2 separate regions of the Homo sapiens genome follow, and region 2 is linked to region 1. A link is an interaction called in ENCODE POLR2A ChIA-PET data of the cell type or tissue named here. Cell type or tissue: OCI-LY7. All regions are shown on one strand. Links, peaks and the distances in the headings refer to the core of each region. The heading gives the core; the rest is flanking DNA. Region 1 has its middle 12 kb from the start of LPCAT1. Region 2 has its middle 17 kb from the start of MRPL36.

Region 1 (5,375 bases), core at 69-5,068:
AGAGCACACAGGACGAGGGTGTGCAGAGAAGAGAGGGAAGGGGCGTGGAGGGAGCCACATTCAGAGCTGGATGAGGGGGAGCCATCAGCCAAGACAAGGAGGAGAGGCCAGAGCCCAGAGGGAGGGGGAGAGACCGCAGCAGCCTCTCCACCTGAAGTCCGAGGGAGAAAGGCTTTGGCGGCGAGGCCGGCTGTGTGGGCAACATGAGCGCTCAGGTGATGGTGGCGAGGGCCCTGGACCGCCATCAGAACTCCCCAGCGCCACGAGGAGGGAGCCTTAGCTCTGCCCTCCACAGCAAGGAGAAGTAGGTGGCAAAGGGGGCATGGACAGCCAGCAGGGACCACACTTCATCGCTAACATCTGTCATGGATTTTGCCCAAATTGTACGAGATTGGATGGCTGTAGAGTTGGGGAGTGGCCCCACAAAGATGTGTCCAAGTCCTAACTTCTGGTACCTGTGAATGTGACCTTATTTGGAAACAGGGTCTTTGTAGCTGTAATTAGGAGGGGCATCTCGAGATGAGATCATCCTGGATTTAAGGTGGCGTTAAATCCCATGACTGAGGTCCTTATCCGAAAAAGAAGAGGGCAACTGTAGACACAGACACAGGAGAGCAGCCACGCGAACTCGGGTGGCGGGGCGGCGGGAGCTGGGAGAGGCCTGGGTCAGACCGTCCCTTAGAGCCCTCAAGAAACCAGCCCTGCCCACACCTTGATCTCAGACTTCTGACCTCCAGAACTGTGAGACGACATATTTCTGTTGTTTTAAGACCCCCGCTTTGTGGTAATTTGTTACGATAGCCCTAAGCAGCGAGTACACGGGCCAAGGGAAAACTCTGCCATGAGTTCCATGCAAACACGAGCAAACTACAAACTACAGAATCCCCCAACCCTGAGGCTCACTCGGGCAGACCCTGGAACCGCAGCTGTGTCCCTTGAAAGGAGCTCCATCCTGGGGAAAGAGCCATCTTCCGACCCCAGCTCAGAAGAGAAGACTCGAGTCACAGATTTTATTAAATGAGGAGGGCTTTGTGGCAACCTTTTCCGTTTTTTAAATTTCTATCTACAACTGTCATACAGTGAACAAAACCAACAAATTTAGAACCTGGAAGTTTGAGAGGTAGTGCCTGTGGTGGGACGGGCACAGGATTTCGAGGCATAAACCTGGTTTCCAACCTCAGTGCTGTTCCTGGCCTCCTCCGACACCTGGGGGTGTGTTGTGCAACCTGCAGAGATTCAACGTCCTCCTCTGAAAACTGGGATTAACACTTCCTTATGGAGTTAATAAACAAGAAGATAATTCATGTTAAAGTACCCAGGTCACCGCTGATGCTAGAATACTGACACCAGCCCTACCACAAACAGGGCCACAGTGACCAGATGGACCACATCCTTCTTATTTCAGGTACAAAGTAAACGTCTGAGCAAACATTTTCATTTGTAGCCTTTCTGGAAATCAGAAAAAGCCTAAATTGTAGGCAAGTACCCATATTGTTTCCTATTAAATAGTTCATCAGTGTGGATTTTCAACTCAATTTATATGGTAGTTTATCTTAGATGAGAACTAAAAGTGAAAGTGAAAGAGTTACAGTTGATTCCGTTTTTTAAACATTTGTGAAGTGCATTAAGATATCTGGAGAGAGAACAGGCATTTTTAAAAACATAAGTTTGGAGTTTTGCACTTTGGCTGTGTCTGTGTAAGCTGCTACTAGACAAGATCCCTGAGAATTTTTTTTTTTTTTAATGTTTTGATGACCTATCTTGGAGAATGAACAAAAGCTGGCAAATTGGGGATGGGAGGTAAACCTTGTAAGAAGAGATATACACAGGGAACTGTCCCATTTTGTAGCTTTGAGCCAGAGGTTAGAACAGCACAGAGTGGCAAACACTATGACAGAAAATCCACTGAAGGGTAAGGGGGAGCCCTAAAAAGAGAAGAGACATGAAGAGGAACCCCAAATTCTGTACATAAGCTCTATCCATGTCACGTCACTGGTTAACACCAGGATCACCAGGTGTGGAGTGACCCAAAGCAGCTTAGCCAAGGACTGAACTGAACCAAAACAGAGGCTGCCACCCAGGAGACAGAGTTCACATGTGAGTCAGACCCAACCAGACAGCACCAAAGGGAAACCACCAGCATTCACTGCGAGAACGTGCACCCCAGAGGCTCCTACGTCCTACATGAAGAACAGAGAAACGTGACCCAATCTCAAAGAACAGGACAACCAACCAACCTAAGCCCTGAGGCGCCAGTGCGGAGACAGCAGATGTGGGCTGTAAGGCGGCCATTCCAGCTATGCTTAGAGCAAAGAAAACACACTCACAATAAATAAAAAGATGGGACATATTAGCAGAGAAAAAGAAACTACTAAAAAGAACCCAGTGAGAAACTAACATTGAAAAATACAGTATCTGAAAATACAAATGTACCGGGTTGGCTTAACAGCAGAACGGCAATGACAAATGAATTAAAATGGAAGACAGATCATTTGAAATTGCTCAATATAAAGAAGAAAGAGGGAAATTTTTAAAAAAATGAACAGAATCTCAGGAACCTATGGGACAATATCAAAAGGCTTATATATCTGTAATAGGAGCTCCAGAAGAAGAAATGAGAAAAAAAAGTAGCAGAAAAAAAATCCGAAGATATAGTAGCAGGTAAGTCCCCAAGTGTAGTGAAAGATGTACATTTTCAGATTCAAGGATCTCAGAAAACCTACAAGCAGGATACACTCTAAGAAAACCACAATTAGGAAGATTAACATCAAGCTGCCAAAGACCAAAGATCAAGATAAAAAGAGAGCACAGCCAGGTAAAAATGACACATGACACACACAAGACGAAGACTTAAATCACTGCTGATTTCTCACCAGCATTTTTAGATGCCAGAAGACAGGGCAGCAAGATTTTTAAAGGGCGGAATGAAAATAAACTGTCAGCCTAGATTTCTAAAATCATTAAAATATCCTTCCATAGTGAAAGCAAAACAAAGATTTAAAAACTCAGATTTAAAAAACTATTCACGTGCAGCAGACAGGTACTGTAAGGAATGTTAAAGGAAATTCTTCAGGATGAACATATATTATACCTTATGGAAACAGGGAACTTCAGAAAGGAATAAAGAGCTTCAGAAATAGTAAATGAAGTGATTATTAATTTACTATTAATTTCTTTAAAATACATAGGGCTAAGCAAAAATTATTATATTCTCTTATAGGGTAGGTAATCAATGTAGATATAAGGCACATTAAAAGTGTGCTATGAAGAATGGGGGTAAATGGGCTGATAGAAAAAGAATGAAAAATCAAGAAAAAACTATATACTGTCTACAAAAGATCCATATTAAATATAAAGACACAAATAGGTTGATAGTAAATGTACCATGCAAAACTAAGACTAGAGTGAGTTTATTAATATCAGGAAAAAACAGACTTCAAAACGTAGTGTATTACCAGAAATAGAGATATTTCATAATGTTAAAAGGCTCAACTCATCAGAAAGACATAATTAAATATGTGTGTACCTAATAACAGAGCTTCAAATCACCAAAAGCAAAGGTAAAAAGAAAAAAGAATTAGGAGAAGTAAACCATATCGCAATATGAACAACACATCAGTAAAGACAATCAGAGAAAAATATCAGTTAAAAATAGAAGACATGACATCATTATCCACAAGCTTGAGCTAATTGACATTTATAAAACACTACACCTGACAGATGCAGAATATACGTTCTCCACAAGTTCACAAAAATTTTTAAGTACCATTTTCAGTAGCACAAAATGTTAAATATTTAATGATAAATCTGACAAAAGATGGGTAAGATTTACACATTGGAAAATACAAAACATTGTTGAGAGAAATTAAAGAAAGCCTAGATGAACTGAGAGATGTACCATGACAGGGGGTCAAAAGACTCAATATTGTCAAGATGTTATTTCTCCCAAAATTTGTGCGCGGTGCCAACATAATCTCAAAATTGCAGAATTTTTTCTGTAGTAATTGACAAACTGATTCTAAGATTCATATGGAAATCAAAAGGACCTCAAAAAACTGGAACAACTTTCAAAAAGAAAAACTAAGGTTAAGAACTAATGTCACCGGATCTTAAGACATATTATAAAACTACAGTAGTCAAGACTTGCATCCAAATGAATAAATAGGTCAATGCAATGAATAGTCAGCCCAGAAACAGAAGCACACAGATGTGGTCAATCAATTTTTCACCAAGCTGCAAAGGCAATTCAGTGGAGAAGGGATAGTCTTACAACAAATGATATGGAACAATTCTACATCTATAGGTAAAAAAATAAAAATAAAAAACTCGTATCTATACCTCATACCATGTAAAAATTAACTCACAATGGATTATAGACCTAATTATAAAATATAAACTATAAAACTTCTTGAAGAAAACAAGAGAAACTATTCATAACCTTGAATTAAGCAGAGATATTTTTAGATATAACATCAAAAGCATGATTGTTTTTTAAAAAGGTAAATTGAACATAAAAAATTAAAAACTTCTCTTTGAGAAATATTGTTAAAACAATGAAAAAGCAGCCACAGAATGGTACAAAATATTTGCAAATCACTTATCTTATAAAGAAATTGTATTCACAATATATAAAAACTCTCTAGACCCATTAATAATAAAACAAAGAAAAATACTGTAATGAGAAAAATATTTGAACACATCAGGAAGATTTGTGGATGATAAATGAGCACATGCACAGATGTTCTAGGTCATTGTTCAAAGGGAAAGCAAATTAAAATCATAACGAGACGCCACTGCATATGTATTGGAATGCCTAAAACCTAAAAGTCTTACCATACTAAGTGTAGGCAAAAATATGTAAGAACTGAAACTCTCATACACAGTCTGGGTTGGGGGATGTAAAATGGTCCAACCCCTGTGGACAAGAGTTTGAACGTTTCTTTCAAAATGTATCACCCAGCTTCCCACTGATAAGTATTTATCCAACAAAAATGAAAGCCATACATCCATACCAAGACTTGTACTCAAATGCTCACAGCATCTTTATTTGTAATAGTTCCAAACTAGAAACAACCCAAATATTTATCAACAGGAGAATGGATAAACAAATATCCATACAATGGAATACTATTCAGCAATAAAAACAAGTAAATGATTGATAAAAACAAAAAAAAAAGGTGAACCTCAAATAGTTATGCTGAGTGAAATAATTGGAACCAAAGAAGAAACTGTATGATTTTATTTGTATAAAATTTCAGAAAATGCAAACTAACTTACAGCAACAGAAAGTAGAACAGGGGTTGCCTGAGGATGAAATGTGTAGGGGTGGGATGTAGGGATTACAAAAGGGAGTGAAAAAGCTTTTGGGAATAATA
Region 2 (5,375 bases), core at 142-5,141, 250 kb before region 1:
TCCCGGAGCCGAGGGCAGCTGTGTGGAGGGGCCCCCGAGACGCCCAGGCTTGCTGCATGCAGGGAAAGCTGAAGCAAAGCCTCTGTCTTGCTCTGATCTGCTAGCACCTGCCACCAGCTAAACCCACAGTGAGCAGGAAACTGAGCGGGAGGAAGGCAAAGCACCCTCAAACAGCCCATGTGGGTGAGCCCCCGAGACAGAGGACCAGAGGCTGGACCTGAGTCTGGAGGTGAAGATCAGGGTGTCTAGGCCACAGGAAGAGTGGGAAGTTTTGCAATGTGCCCAGAATTCTTGGACCCTTCTTCCTTGAGGAGGTGAGGTCTCTGCCCCCACGCCACCTGCATGGATGGGCTTCTGCGACCATCTCCATCAATACAATGAAAAGTGAGCTTAGGAAACCAACGAAGCCTCTGTGGGCTTGTCCTGGGGCCCTCGCCCCGGGACCATTCAGTGGCCAGACCCGGAGGCTGCTCCACGGAGAGGCTGTTGAGACAGAGGTGCGCCAGAGGAGTCCAGGTATGGGAGCCTCAGTCTGAGGACCAGGTGAGATGAAGGAGACGACCCCAGCCACAGCCACCATCTGACCACTGCTGAACAAGAGCAGCCCTGCTGAGCCCAGTCACCCCAGACCTGGGAACAACATGCAAGGTCATTACTATTTGAATTTGAAGTCCTGCCTTAGGGTGGCTTGACTGCAGCATTAGACAACCCAACAAAGCATATTGAAAGCCAAGGGCTGGACTCTGTCCCCCAGGAGAATGTGTAGGTAGAGAAGGGGTCCCGGCTCCAGCCCTGTGGACTCCCACATAGAAAAAGATGGTGCCACAGCAGGGGAAAAGCAGGTGCCCAGGCACTGGAGGAAGACTGGGAGCACGGAAGGCTTTGGGTGCCGAGACGGGAAAGAGTTGCAGGGTGGAGGGCGTCTCTGCCTCAGCGAATGCCACCAGGGGACTGGAGTGACCAGGAGTGGGCAAGGGAGGGCCATGGAGGGGCCTCCACAGGGTGGGCTGCTGAGGGTTGCGTGGAAGAATTTATGGGGAGTCTGCACGCCTGTCCCTCTCCATGCTGGACCAGGAAGCCGAAGCACGCCCAGGTCCTCCGGCCTGCACTTGTCCTCAGAGTGGGGCTTCCGATCAGGGTACTCCCAAGGTTTGTCTCTGAGGGTTATGAGGAACTGCATGTGGTTTAAGGCAGAACACTCCTCTTTCCATTTGGAATACAATGATGACACAAGGAATTTGGAGACCAGGCGTGGTGGCTCATGCCTGTTACCCCCGCACTTTGGGAGGCTGAGGAGGGTGGATTACCTGAGGTCAGGAGTTTGAGACCATCCTGGCCAACACGGTGAAACCCCGTCTCTACTAAAAATACAAAAAAAAAAAAAAATTAGCCAGGCTTGTTGGCGCCTGCCTGTAATCCCAGCTACTCAGGAGGCTGAGGCAGGAGAGTCACTTGAACCCAGGAGGCAGAGGTTGCAGTGAGCCAAGATCGCATCACTGCACTCCAACTTGGGCGACAAATTGAGACTCCATCTCAAACAAAACAAAATGGAATTTGGAGATTTGGAGATATGTATGCGGAGCCCTGAAAGTGGGCAGTGGGGTCCATCTGGAAAGTTAGAGGTGAGAAGCGCAGCCTTCCAGGAAAGCACCTCTGGGCTGGGCGGCTTCCCTTCCTTAAACATCTCCCTGCTGTCTGTTAGTTGTGTGCGTCTGAGAGAAGATTTCACCAGGCTTCCCAATCTTCACTCTCTTTTTTAATAAACCAGCATAAAGTAGAATTTATTTACATAATGCAATGATCCATGAAGGTTACCATAACGCCGAGGGACCATATTAGCCGCTTGAGTGGAATTCATTAGAAATTAACTACCACTTAAATTAATTTTCCCACAGTCACAAGGCTGTAATGGCGGGAGAAGGGGCCGTCCATCAGCGGGTACTGACAGGGGACCTGTCACCGCTGTTATTTATAGGTGCGCGTGTCAACCCCTAGAGCAGGCGCCGGGCCAAACTCAGAGCCTCCAGACTCACAAAGCCACTTCAAAAGGCCCAAAAATTCCCCCACTGATAAGTAATCCAGCCTTACCAGCCTCACCCTTCCTAGCAGCCAGAGGAGGAGCAACCTGGGCAATGCTGGTCATGGCATCTGACAGACCAGAGGGACCCGTCTTTGTTTTAAACCCACACTGTGACACACAAGTCCTTACAAGCTGCTGAGAGTCCTGTGGCCTTTTCAAAGGCAGGGGACCCCTTCCAGAGCTCTGTGTCCAGAGCCCAGTTTCAGACAAACTGTGCGTGGCTGTTTCTTAGGGATCTCTGGGGACAGGGCCCACTCCAGGGTAAGAGCTTGCAAGGGAACAACTGAATCTCATGTGGAAGGGCAGAGCATATGTGTGCACAGATGTGTGGTGTGTGTGTGTGGCATGTTTGCATGCTGTGCATGTGTGCACATGTGAGCACGTGTGAATGTGCGTGTGTGAGTGCATAGGGTGCACGCATGCGTGGTATGTGTGCTCAGACGTGTGCATGTGTGGTGTGTGCATGCACACATGGCATGTCAGTGCATGTGTAGTTCATGTGTGTTCTCATGGTGCGTTTACATGTTTGCATGTGTGGTGTGTTTATGAGTGTGTGTGTGTGCACACATATGTACACTGGAGGATCCCTCCCGTTTAGGAAAATGAAAACACTGAAAAAGGCGTTAAGCATTTCCGGGGCTTCCACTTCAACAGTCCAGACCATATTTTATTCTGAACCAGTGGGCAGTGATCAACGTGAGTTTCCTGAGACAAGATGGGTGCTCCCATGGGGAATGCTCACAGTTCCCAAGGGTGACGGTGCAATGGCAGAATTACTCTAAGGCCGAAAGGCTCTGAAGTGATCACCCAAGTTCTGTGAGGGGCCTTATTAACCCCTTCCAAGGAGACTGACATTATTTAGGAGTTGTCTAGGGGAGTACCAGATGAGGCAGGGGGGTTCTTCTGAGGGGTACGTTGGGTGACATTTTTGTCTCCTGCTGAGACACAGCACCAAGGATGCACGAACCGGCAGTTGCATGGACACCACCACCCCCCCAGGCTCCTGAGCGGTGCCTGCAGTTGCCACCTGTGCTTCACACATGAGGAGGGGACAGCTGGATCAGGAACCGCCACACACAGCCCAGGAGATTGGGGAACTTGGCCTCAGGGGTCTCACACCAGCTCAGCAGCCCCCTCAGCTAAATGGCCCCAGTGAGAGGCCACCTTGGCGGGGAACCAGGTGAGCAACCAAGCCCTGGAGTTTCCCTCCTGGTCTGGGCAGCTGCAGCCCTGCTTCCCTCAGAGGTGCCTTCTCAGGTGTGAGTCCAGAAAGTTTTGGGGACCAAAAAGTCACCCAAGCATTTGCAGCCTTTGCTGTTTGAGATCGTGGGGAAGTGGTGGCTTGGCAGTGCTGTCTGCAGCCTGGCCCAGGAGAGAGTGAGCACAGCTCAGAGCTGTCCTGGGGCTTGGTGGAGTTGCGGGGGGGAGCGGGTGAGGCTGAGGCTGAGGCTGAGGGTGAGGCTGAGGGTGAGGGTGAGGGTGAGGCTGAGGGTGAGGCTGAGGCTGAGGCTGAGGGTGAGGCTGAGGGTGAGGGTGAGGCTGAGGGTGAGGCTGAGGGTGAGGGTGAGGCTGAGGGTGAGGCTGAGGGTGAGGGTGAGGCTGAGGCTGAGGGTGAGGCTGAGGCTGAGGCTGAGGGTGAGGCTGAGGGTGAGGCTGAGGCTGAGGGTGAGGCTGAGGGTGAGGCTGAGGGTGAGGCTGAGGCTGAGGGTGAGGGTGAGGCTGAGGGTGAGGGTGAGGCTGAGGGTGAGGCTGAGGCTGAGGCTAAGGGTGAGGCTGAGGGTGAGGCTGAGGCTAAGGGTGAGGCTGAGGGTGAGGCTGAGGGTGAGGCTGAGGATGAGGCTGAGGCAGCTACACCGTCCTCCAGCATCTGGGGTCTGTCCCAAGGCTGCTCTGCCAGGTCCTTGTGAAACCAGGTCCCAGGGTGTAGGCCAGGGTGAGATGGCGGTGGGAGAGCAGATACAGAAGAACCTTCCAGAAACAGTGTCTCTGCCCTTCCCACCTCTGACAGAGGGAAGGGCTGAGCTGAGAACGAGGATGCATTATCCATTCAGTCGCCTGCTTGATGTTCCTAGAGAAAGATCCTGAAGTGCAGCGAGGCACTGTCGGAAGACCCAAGAAGACATCTTGGGGAAAGTGAATAAAAGAGATTCCTGCCAATGTGAGTTTCAAAATGCACGGTGCTAAATCAACTTTAGCCTAAAGCTGCCTCCTTACATATTTTAAGTTCGGCCTAAAGGTTTTTCTGCATATTGTCAACTATAACAAGTGGAGGTGTAAACAGGCCAGAGCCTACACTTGTGCCTATCACTGAGATTTGGCCGATCACATGTAGCCAGCTGTTTGAACTGTGTTCAAATAAGGCAAACACCAACCTGTAACAATCCGGCTGTGTCTGGGCCTCACTTCCATCTTCTGTGCGTTACTTTCCTTTTTCTATCCAAAATTATTCTTCTGCCCGAGGGTGCACTGGAGTCCTGGAGCCTGCTATGGCTGGGAAGGCTGCCCGATTCACAAATCATCCATTGCTCAATTAAATTCCTTTACATTTAATTTGGCTGAAGTTTTTCTTTTATCAACGGAAACTGATTTGTCCCCCAAGACTGGATGTTGAAGGCCTCAGGGAAGTGGCGAGGCCGGAGTCCAGCAAAGGACACCCGGGAGCCACCCCTGGCAGGATGCTGATCCCTGAGCCAGGGGCTGCCAGCCGAGTCCCTCCGCGGGCATCTCTGATGCCAACAGCAGACCTGTTTGGGGTTCAGTGTGATCCTCTTGGAACTGAGAACAGAGCGTCCCTCCTCCCACCCTCCCTGGGCAGTGGTGGCAGCCATGCTCTGGAGGGGAGGGGTCGCAGCGCCACCTTCTTGCTGGACCAAATCAGCCATCACGCAGCGTGAATGTATGACAGAGACAGGGATGGAGAGAAGAGACAGAGTGGGAGAGACACCATCCCCACAGGAGCCAGGGTGGCCGGATGCCTCTGGGAGTAAAAGGCACATAGCCTAGGAAAGAAGAAGGGAAGCTGGGGCCAGCATCGGACTAGAATGTTCTGTGGGCAACTCACTCCCTGGGCCATGTTTCCAGCTCCCTTCCAGATGCTGCTGAGAATTTCAGAAGGATGGTAAAGGGCCTGTGCTCGGGAGGCCATACTGGCAGGAGGCGGGAAGGAATGGGACCCGTGGCCAGGGGCCCCTCAGCCTCACATCGCCCTCAGGATGGGGCAAGTGCATGGGCTGGGGTTCCCCTGCGGGGGTCCAGGAAGGCCTATGTGTGCCCTGCTGGCCCTGCTGCGGCCCCT

The links. ChIA-PET counts read pairs that join two places held together with the same protein. Peaks named below come from ENCODE experiments on the same cell type or tissue, not always from the same donor. Only the 100,000 strongest peaks of a DNase experiment are listed, where the experiment ranks them.
Region 2: POLR2A ChIA-PET joins it to region 1 with 5 read pairs; 1 of 35 experiments calls an interaction of 5 or more read pairs at or near these places.

Annotation. Positions count from the first base shown.
Region 1 is chr5:1,533,261-1,538,635 of GRCh38, reverse strand. No RefSeq gene overlaps it. Among named protein-coding and RNA genes, the nearest start is that of LPCAT1, 12 kb to the right of the region's middle. RefSeq lists a silencer at 2,182-2,319. In OCI-LY7, for the core only: no CTCF peak of the experiment used is centred there; DNase peaks (open chromatin) are centred at 1,635 and 2,155; H3K4me3 peaks cover 2,117 bases; H3K27ac peaks cover 1,430 bases.
Region 2 is chr5:1,779,945-1,785,319 of GRCh38, reverse strand. No RefSeq gene overlaps it. Among named protein-coding and RNA genes, the nearest start is that of MRPL36, 17 kb to the left of the region's middle. RefSeq lists enhancers at 1,746-1,795, 2,666-2,725, 3,066-3,175. In OCI-LY7, for the core only: no CTCF peak of the experiment used is centred there; DNase peaks (open chromatin) are centred at 2,179 and 2,769; H3K4me3 peaks cover 1,664 bases; H3K27ac peaks cover 608 bases.